3 separate regions of the Homo sapiens genome follow, and all the other regions are linked to region 1. A link is a contact called in ENCODE Hi-C or POLR2A ChIA-PET data. All regions are on one chromosome and are shown on one strand. The core of a region is the stretch at or near the end of the contact, and the rest is flanking DNA. Distances in the headings are between cores, read along the strand shown.

What was found. Hi-C counts contacts between places; a loop is a spot of excess contacts on that map. ChIA-PET counts read pairs that join two places held with the same protein, here RNA polymerase II (POLR2A). Pooled maps may share reads with other maps.
Region 2: a loop to region 1 is called in a pooled map, with 11 times the contacts of the local background. The contact joins the enhancer-like site here to the promoter of UGT8 in region 1. A Hi-C loop is called at or near these places in 3 of 37 single-sample maps with no recorded cell type and 3 of 50 pooled maps.
Region 3: a map of B cell shows a loop between it and region 1 (14-fold over the local background). The contact joins the promoter of SEC24D here to the promoter of UGT8 in region 1. A Hi-C loop is called at or near these places in 1 of 168 maps with a recorded cell type or tissue (B cell) and 2 of 50 pooled maps. POLR2A ChIA-PET finds 5 or more read pairs at or near these places in 1 of 52 experiments (PC-9).

Annotation. Positions count from the first base shown.
Region 1 is chr4:114,597,385-114,600,084 of GRCh38, forward strand. It overlaps UGT8 (UDP glycosyltransferase 8), which reads left to right and starts at 1,423. Exons shown (of 6, transcript NM_001128174.3): 1 at 1,423-1,590.
Region 2 is chr4:110,482,874-110,485,573 of GRCh38, forward strand. The region is part of intron 1 of ENPEP (glutamyl aminopeptidase); the gene reads left to right. Among named protein-coding and RNA genes, the nearest start is that of ENPEP, 8.1 kb to the left of the region's middle. RefSeq lists an enhancer at 1,528-1,577. Within about 2 kb of position 1,363, at least 5 of the 41 ENCODE cell types and tissues checked have a DNase peak (open chromatin) inside an H3K27ac peak, as active enhancers do.
Region 3 is chr4:118,834,796-118,837,495 of GRCh38, forward strand. It overlaps SEC24D (SEC24 homolog D, COPII component), which reads right to left and starts at 1,331. Exons shown (of 23, transcript NM_014822.4): 1 at 1,146-1,331. RefSeq lists enhancers at 687-1,578, 1,199-1,493 and a silencer at 1,005-1,494.

The sequences.
Region 1 (2,700 bases), core at 173-2,672:
AAGAAAAGTGCATTTTCTTTTTTGAAATGGCATTTGAAGATCTCTCCATCCATGAACATTCTTGAGCATATGGATTTTACAATAACAGCAGTGTATATTAGTTTTTTAATTTATCATTAACTGATAACATATACAGTAAAATATAATTTCCGTTTTCTTATCTAAGGGCAGAAAATCCCAACCTATTTCTGAATCTCACTTTGGAACAAGGACAGAATGACCTGACATGGCATTTTTGATTTCCAACGTTTAAACGCATAACGTTTGTGTGCTATGGAAGCATCTTAGCTTCTGGAATTTATGCTCGACACGAAACATAAACAATAAACAATTCAGTCCACGTTATATAGACATATCTCATATATATATGAGATATATATATATAAAATATCTTACGCACATGCACACTTAGACTTTCTCGGTTTTCATGAAACTCACAATCTACCTCAGGCGCTCAAAGGCACTCGGCCTCTCAGGTCTGAGGCACCACAGAGAGGCTTCCTTGGGCACAGTTGCTTGCTGGTCAAGACGCCAACTTGGCAAGGTTATGCTGCTGGCAAAGGCAGATTCGTCAGAATAAAGTCGCCACAGGCTCAACCAGGCAAATCATGAATGGCCCTTTCAGCAGGAGCCTGAGAGGAGGGATGTTATTCAGCCCAGCAACCCTATTTACTTTTTTTCAGGATCCCCAAACTCGCGTTTTTTAAGGCTTTCCGCTACAAGAGAGCCAGAATTGAAGCCTGGGTTGGCGGCAGTGCAGGTACCTGCTCACCTAAGCATCCCTCTTTTAATTTTCCTAACTCCTCCACCCACTTGCCCAAGTATAACTTTTGAATGGATTCAGCAGAAGTGAGGCAGGAAAGGCAGGAAGATGAGAAAAGGCGCGACATCAACACGCAGAGCTCACTGAGCCGCCTTGATGATAAAAGGCGGGCACAGGGACTACGTGGGTGGTGGCAGAAAGGGCGCGGGACACGCCTCGCAAAGAGGGAAGAGTGGGCGGGGCCACGTGCCGTTGTCAGAGTTCGCAACTCGAGCGCCCAGAGGGCTCGCGAAAAGTCCCAGCCTGCAAGCCAACCTCGCTCAGCGGACGACTGGCCGGATCCCAACGCGCTGCCCCTTGCCCAGCCTGCGAGCGCGTGGTACGAAGGCGCGTCTGCATCCATGCCCCAGCCCGGGGAGCTGGAGGCGCTCGCAGTCAGAGGCGAGTGATGCTAGGCTGAGCGCGTGGCGGCCCGTGTCGTGCCCCGCTGAGCCAAGTGCGGAAGGGCAGCGGCGCGCTCCGACTCTGCTCGCCGCACGCAGGGCGGGGCGCGGCTGGGGGGCGGGGGGCCTGGCCGCCCGCTGGGAGCTGCGGACGAGCAGGCGCGCTGAGGACCCGAGGGAGGACACGGTTAAAGCATTGCTATCAACTGTGAACCCAGAGAGCCCTCCTTAGCCAACACGCTAACTCCGAAGCCTCCCTTACGCCCCCGAACCACCGAAGGCGGCGACACCTGATTCAGCGCACAAACACAGGTCCCTTCTGTCCCGGATACAATTACGCGGCAGACACACACTCAAACTCGCGCGGGGCAGCCAAGAGACGAGGTGAGCGGAGGGACCACGCCGTTCCAGAGGGCGGAAGGGGGGGCGGTCTGGGTGGAGGAGAGGGGCGTTGTTTGCTCCCTGAGGTGAGTGCCGGGCGAATGGCTGCTGTCCAGGGGCGGGGGGGTGGGAATTAGAAAGCACAGACAGGGTTGGGCTGAGGAAGTTAGAAGTGGTTAGTGGGGGTTGGCGGGGTAGGGAGAAAGGCTAGGGGTTGAGGGGGTGTGAAGGAGATCTTTTTAGGCTGGCCCCTCATAGCGCCCGCGATCCTGTTTCTGCCATATGGCATCCGTTCGAGGGTTCTCTCGCGTTTGTGCGCTCAAGGCAGAGGGAGGGTATAACGGGGAGGCGATTCGGCCGAGGACCTTGTACTTGACCCCTGAAGGGATGGGCACCGCGGAGCCCAGAGGCCAGAGCCAGCTGCCAGGGCAGGGATGGAGGTGGGGGACCAGGAGGAGCTTCGGGACCTCTTCAACTCCCCTTTACTCCGTCTTCCCCCTAAGGAGGAACAAGAGCGGGATGTGTTGGGGGTGGGGAATGTCTTGGGGCTGTACAAGCTCGCTGAGACTTTTCGGGGCCCGCCGTTTCCGCGTGCCCGCGCGACTCTCGACAATGGACAGTGTACAGTGGTGGCAGGGTTTCACGGGTCCCCGCGCCGATTTGGGAATGGTACGGGGTGCCCTTGCATTAGAGAAGCCTGTGCGGGCCCCCGGGATTAGAGAAGAGGTGAGCGCCTGCGGGCGGGGAGAGAAGGACGCGCTGCTGGCAAAAAGAAGGGCGCCTTCCATGGACTGGAGGAGCGGCGAGGGAGCCTGGTATGTGTGTTTTGGATTTGAAGGAGGCAAACCGCATCGGAGAGTGCAAGTAGATGCAGTGCGTCGGGGCAAAAGGACAATCTGAGGAGGTGGGCGGGGTACCCAATCTCTATATACAAGCTTTCTGGTTTAATTGAGGGTTTATAAAATTGAGTACGGTAAACCTGCCATTGTGCAGCACTTCCTTAGGAAAGGAATAGCCTCTGTACCTGTACCGCGAGTTCCCATCACCTTTCAGCATCTAGGCGGGGAGAGGAGAGAAGGTAGAGAACTTCTGAGAGAGTTCTGAGAACTAACG
Region 2 (2,700 bases), core at 113-2,612, 4.1 Mb before region 1:
TGGCACATGCCTGTAATCCCAGCTACTCTGGAGGCTGAGGCAGGAGAATTGCTTGAACCCAGGAGGCGGAGGTTGTAGTGAGTCAAGATCGCGCCACTGCACTCTAGCCTGGGTGACAGAGTGAGACTCCATCTCAAACAAACAAAAAAAGAATACATTTTCTTTTTGGTCTTGTTTACTTGTTGCAGGAGGCTAAGTAAATTTCTTTTATTTTGGAAGCAAGAAAACAAAAAGAAATTTTACTTGACCTTGAATATCTTCTACATAGAAAAAAAAAATTGGAAAATAAAGTTAAATAACTAACTGGTTCATTCAAACCACCATAAAAATACATAGAGGTCTGAACAATCTAGAGGGGTTGTTTTTCACCAAGCTGCTCCTCTATGTAATTCTGGAACCCTTTATTTAGTCTATATAGACCCCTAGCAATTGTGACTACCTGTCCCGAATCAGAAGCTCTGTGTTTAAGGATTTCACCCAAAACTTGCTGTTTATTTTGCTGGTTCAACTTATAAAATTGCTCAGCACAGCCAGAGAGTCTTCACTGGAAACAGCATGCCAGATGATTTATGAGATAATTAGGTACCTTTTTTGGTTTTTTTTTTAGAGTCAATTCAGAGTGATCCAAGCCATAACTTGTGCCATCGCCCCTTCTCCCTCAGTTTTCTTAAAGTCACCTTGATCTGATCCACTCAGAGATGCCAGAGAAATGCTCTTCCCTTTTGGAAACGACTAAATTGCATAGACTATCATTTTATTGTGCTAGGTCTAGTAAGTGACTTATTAATGTGGCATAGGGAGGCCCTTGTGGGAAGGTGGTTTACTCCAACACATTTGCCTGGCGCGATAATTATTCAGGACGTACCCACAAGTCACTCCTGAACATATTGTGCTATTAGTCAGCCTTTTTCTCTTAATTTGCAAGACAAGTCATCTGATTTTAATCACTGAATAAAATCTTCCCAAAGAAGTTGTGATCTAGAATTGTTTTGTATTGTTATCTCTTATTCCTTGTTTTCAACTTTGCACACACTTAGAAAAGTTTAGGGCCAACTGATGGAATTTAGGATATATAAAAAGGAGCTTTTGAGTTATTCTGAAGTTCATGAGAAAAAGAACAGGTTACCATTTTAAAAATGCTTACATTGCCTATAGTGTATATACACCAAGTAATTTTGTTCCAGTATATATTGCAGTCAAATGAAAGGATTTGAAATATTTCAGATTGTGAAAGTGCTATGTCAGAAAGCACTAGCATTCTAGATTTATAAGATGTAGAATGAGGTATATCCTAACCACATTATGTAAATTTTAAGGGAGTTTCAAATGTATTACTACATGTAATCTACGCCTTCTCACTTCCCCATAACGCTGTGAGGAGGCTATACATGCTCTGGTGACCAGGTTTTACAGATGAGGACACTAAAAGTCTGGGGTTTTGTGACTTGGTCAAGATCACACTTTAGTAGCTGAAGTGGATTAGAATGTAAGAATGTTTGCTCTTAGAAAAGGGTTTTCCCCATAAAATCATATTGGCTCTGAACTTTAAAAAAGAAAAAGAAAATAAACATTATATAGCTCTTCGGGTTGATGAATGTCACTGTATCTATATCTGGGTCACTGTGATTGAGTTAGACTTGCTGTGACTGACATTTGCTGAGAGGACCACTGAGCTGGGCCAAACACACCGCACAGAGAAATCTCCCACACTGTTCTGTTCCATGTCCGTTGGCAAGCTCAGGAATACGCTAGTTTAGGAAGGTAGTTTTTGCCTACAATCAAGCAGAATGTCTTTTAAAGAGAGAAGGTGAGAAAAGGATTGAAAATTATTTTCTTTCCTGGGATCTTAGGAATATATATTATATATATTATATTATATTTTATATATATATTATATTATATATATATATATTCATATTCTGGCATCCAGCCAAGAGTAAAATAGAGTATTTGAAAACATACCCCATGGCTATAGCTTAGGAAAGTGTAATTCCACTTCCTCCTTCCTCTCACCTCCCACACACGAAGATGTGTGTGGTGCGCGCATGCACGCACGCACACTCACACACACTCATCTTCTCAAATTAGTTAGCTGGCCTATTTCTGAGGTGTGACTCAGAGGAGACATTCTTGCAAGGAGTGACTTTTCCTTTTCCCCTGCCTCTGGAAGACATCAGAAGTCAGAAGAATTCAGAAGGAAAAGGCAGCTGACTAAACATGGGGTTGGAGCTTGGTGGATCTTATAAAACTTTCAAACTCTGGGAAAGTGTACAGGCTTTTTTAGAGTCTGATATACTTGCAATTAACTACAATCTGCAAGATGTTTAGAAACTTCAATTGACTAAACTGTTAATGTCACAAAACTAATCAATGATTGTTCTATTGCAGAATGAATTCTTAACTGAGGCTTTTCTTGGGTAACTTTATTGTGACATAATTTCAGACTCATAGGAAAGTTATAAGAACGGTACTAGGAATTCCTAGAAATACTTAACCTAGATTCACCAATTGTTTACGTTTTAGCCTGTACCCCTTCCCCTTCCTTTCCAGAGCACATGGAAACATCCTCTCCCTTTACCCCTTAACATCAGAGCATATTTCTTAAGCACGGGGGCATTCTCTAAAATAAACATAGTACAGTCATCAAAATCAAGAAATTTAACATTAATACAACTATCTAATTCACAGTCTGTAATAGAA
Region 3 (2,700 bases), core at 81-2,580, 4.2 Mb after region 1:
CTTCCTTTTGTTCTTTTATTTGCTACAATTTAAGATAAGAGATCAGTGATACCTGCTAAGACTTAGAATCTGTCTATATTCAAGAAATAACATTTCAAATTAAAAATTTGAAGCCTAAAATTTGTGATTTGATTTTGTTTCCATATTAAACTATAAGTTTCCAAAATAAAAGCAACCATGTAAAAATATTATGAGATCATTTCCTTCTCCTGGGAAGGGGAGAACTGAAAAAGAGGAGAGAGGCAGGCAAAGGCCTTCTGGTCCACTTTGTTTCTGACAACCCCTTTTTCCTCCTCCCACTTAGCAGAGAGAGACGTGGCAGCCTGAGCGCTGGTCAAGCTCATCCAACCAAGAGCACTTAGGAAGTCGGCACGAACACACCTAAGTAGCAGCCTGTTGCTGAGTGACAGAAAAGAGAGGCTGAGATGGTCACTCCAAAGAACAGGAAGCAGCCAGTTCCCTCTGAACTGGTCCTCAGAGGAATCAGCTTCCTCACGCAACCCAGTTTGCCACGTCAAACTTCCTCACACAGAGCACCAAGTTAAAGAAACCTGACTCAGCTTCAAGCGGCGACACGGCAGAAAGCCACTTGGTATAAGCAGGCCTAGGATCAAAATCTGGGGAGCCCCAACCCCAGAACGGCCCCCTGGCTCACTGTCACCCAGCAACTCTAGCCAAGGTGCACTTCTAACCCTGGAACAAGTTCGTATTTGGCCAGATCAGTTTCACTATTCGGATGTCCCGAGGCTTCAAGATATAGTTGCCATTTTTACCATGAATATTTCTAACATTTCCTTCCTTCAAAAAAGGAAATTAAGTTGATAAGGAGATGAGAAAACCGCTGGCAATGACACTCGAATGGTGGCCACTGAGGATCCTAACAAGGCAGTTCCTGCATCCCAAGGCAAAAGGTGGGGGCGGGTAAAAAATGCCCACGCCCACCTCCTGCTCCCCCATCCCGCCGGCCCCACTATTAAACTGCACTAGAAGGCTAAAGAACAAAGAATGAGTTCTCCTCCCGCCGCCACTGCCTCAGGTGAGCACCCGGCCTCCCGCCGCGTCCCCGGGCCGGGCGCCGCAACCCGCTCCGCTGTGCCTGGGCAGGGCTGTCCCGCATGAAGGCGTCCGCGGGTGGGAGGCTTTACCTGTTCCCGCTCCCGCACCCCGCGGGCTTCCGAGCGCTGGCGGCTCTGCGCCTAGTGCCGGCAGCCCTCGGTGGCCGGGCTCCCGCTGCGGTCGCTTCTCCCGCCGCGCCTCTTCCCCGGCCGGCGTCCCCTTAGCCTGGACTCACGCTCGGAGTTGCAGCTGGGCTGGGAACTGCCACGTCAAACCCTTTCTCGGCTGCGCGCCCCCAGCGCCGGGCTTGGACCAGCCGCCGCGCTCCCGCCTGCGCACGCGCACAGCCACCGGCCGCCGCGGGGCGGGGCCACCGGGCTGAGCCTGCGAGCGGCCGAGCGACCTCCCCCTTTTCGCTTTTTCCCTTTTTCCGGTTTTTTGTTTTTTGGTTTTCTTTTTCCCGTCTTTTCTTTCCCCTCCCCCTACAGGTCAAAGCCTTTAACGTCGTGGCTAAATCAGAACCGTATTTTCTCGGCGCAGCCCCGCAGGAAGGAGGGGAGCGCGTTCATTCATTCTTCCATCAACAGGTTGCAGTTTCAGCTCTTCATTCATTACGTATTACTTAAATAACTAATAGTTCAGGTACTGCACTACCGTTACATACGGGAAAGTACACGATCTGGACCTAGGGGAGATTACCGTTTAAAGGCGAATCTGGCACGTGTACACGCACATTTGATGACGTACCCGTGCAATGCACTACAGAGGAAGGAACGCCCAAAGCAGCCTGGCAACGTGTAACGCGGGAGGAGTGGGGGGTGGGGGAGATGTCCCAAAGGAAAAGTGTGGGAAGTGGGGTTTCCATTGATATTGGGGTTGTTAGCGTTGTGTATACTCCTTCTTCCGCATATTCCTTGTTTGTGAAGTAGGATGGCTGATCCCAGCCCCAAACAGGAATCTCTGCATGGAAAAGCACCCAGCGTTTAGCTCACCGTCCTGTGAGAAACAGCTCAGAAATAAAGGCAACCTATATGAGATCTGGAGCTTACCTCTCTATCTCACCCTAAAATCAGGACCATCTGGCTGGTTTCCTATCATCTTTCACTGCTAAATAGAAAGACATTCAGCCACTCCCAGGTTTGGTATAGCTACCACTTTGCTCAAACTTACAAAGTAAAAACCAGCCCGGTGTTGTTGTTTTTAACATGCACTTTCTTCCCGGCTACAAGAAAGCCACTTGACAAATACCTTTACTGATGAACTGCCTAGGTAAAAACGTACATGGGGATGTTGCTACTCCCGAAATGCTACATGAATTGTGCAGGAATTTTAAGTCATTTTAGCAGTAAAGATATATGGTCCATTTATCCCACTCTTAAAAGTTTTTAAGGCATGGGGCAAGGCACAGTGGCTCACACCTGTTATCCCAGCACTTTGGGAGGCCAAGCAGGGAGGATTGCTTGAGGCCAGGAGGCAGTGAGCTATGATCACACCACTGCGTTCCAGCGTGGGCAACAGAGTGAGACCCTGTCTCAAGAAAAAGAAAAAAAGATTTTAAGGTAAGATATCTGGCCTACATCCAGCTTCAACACTGATCAGGTTTGAAAACCCACATTGAAATTTTTGTTTTAAATTGTTTCTTGT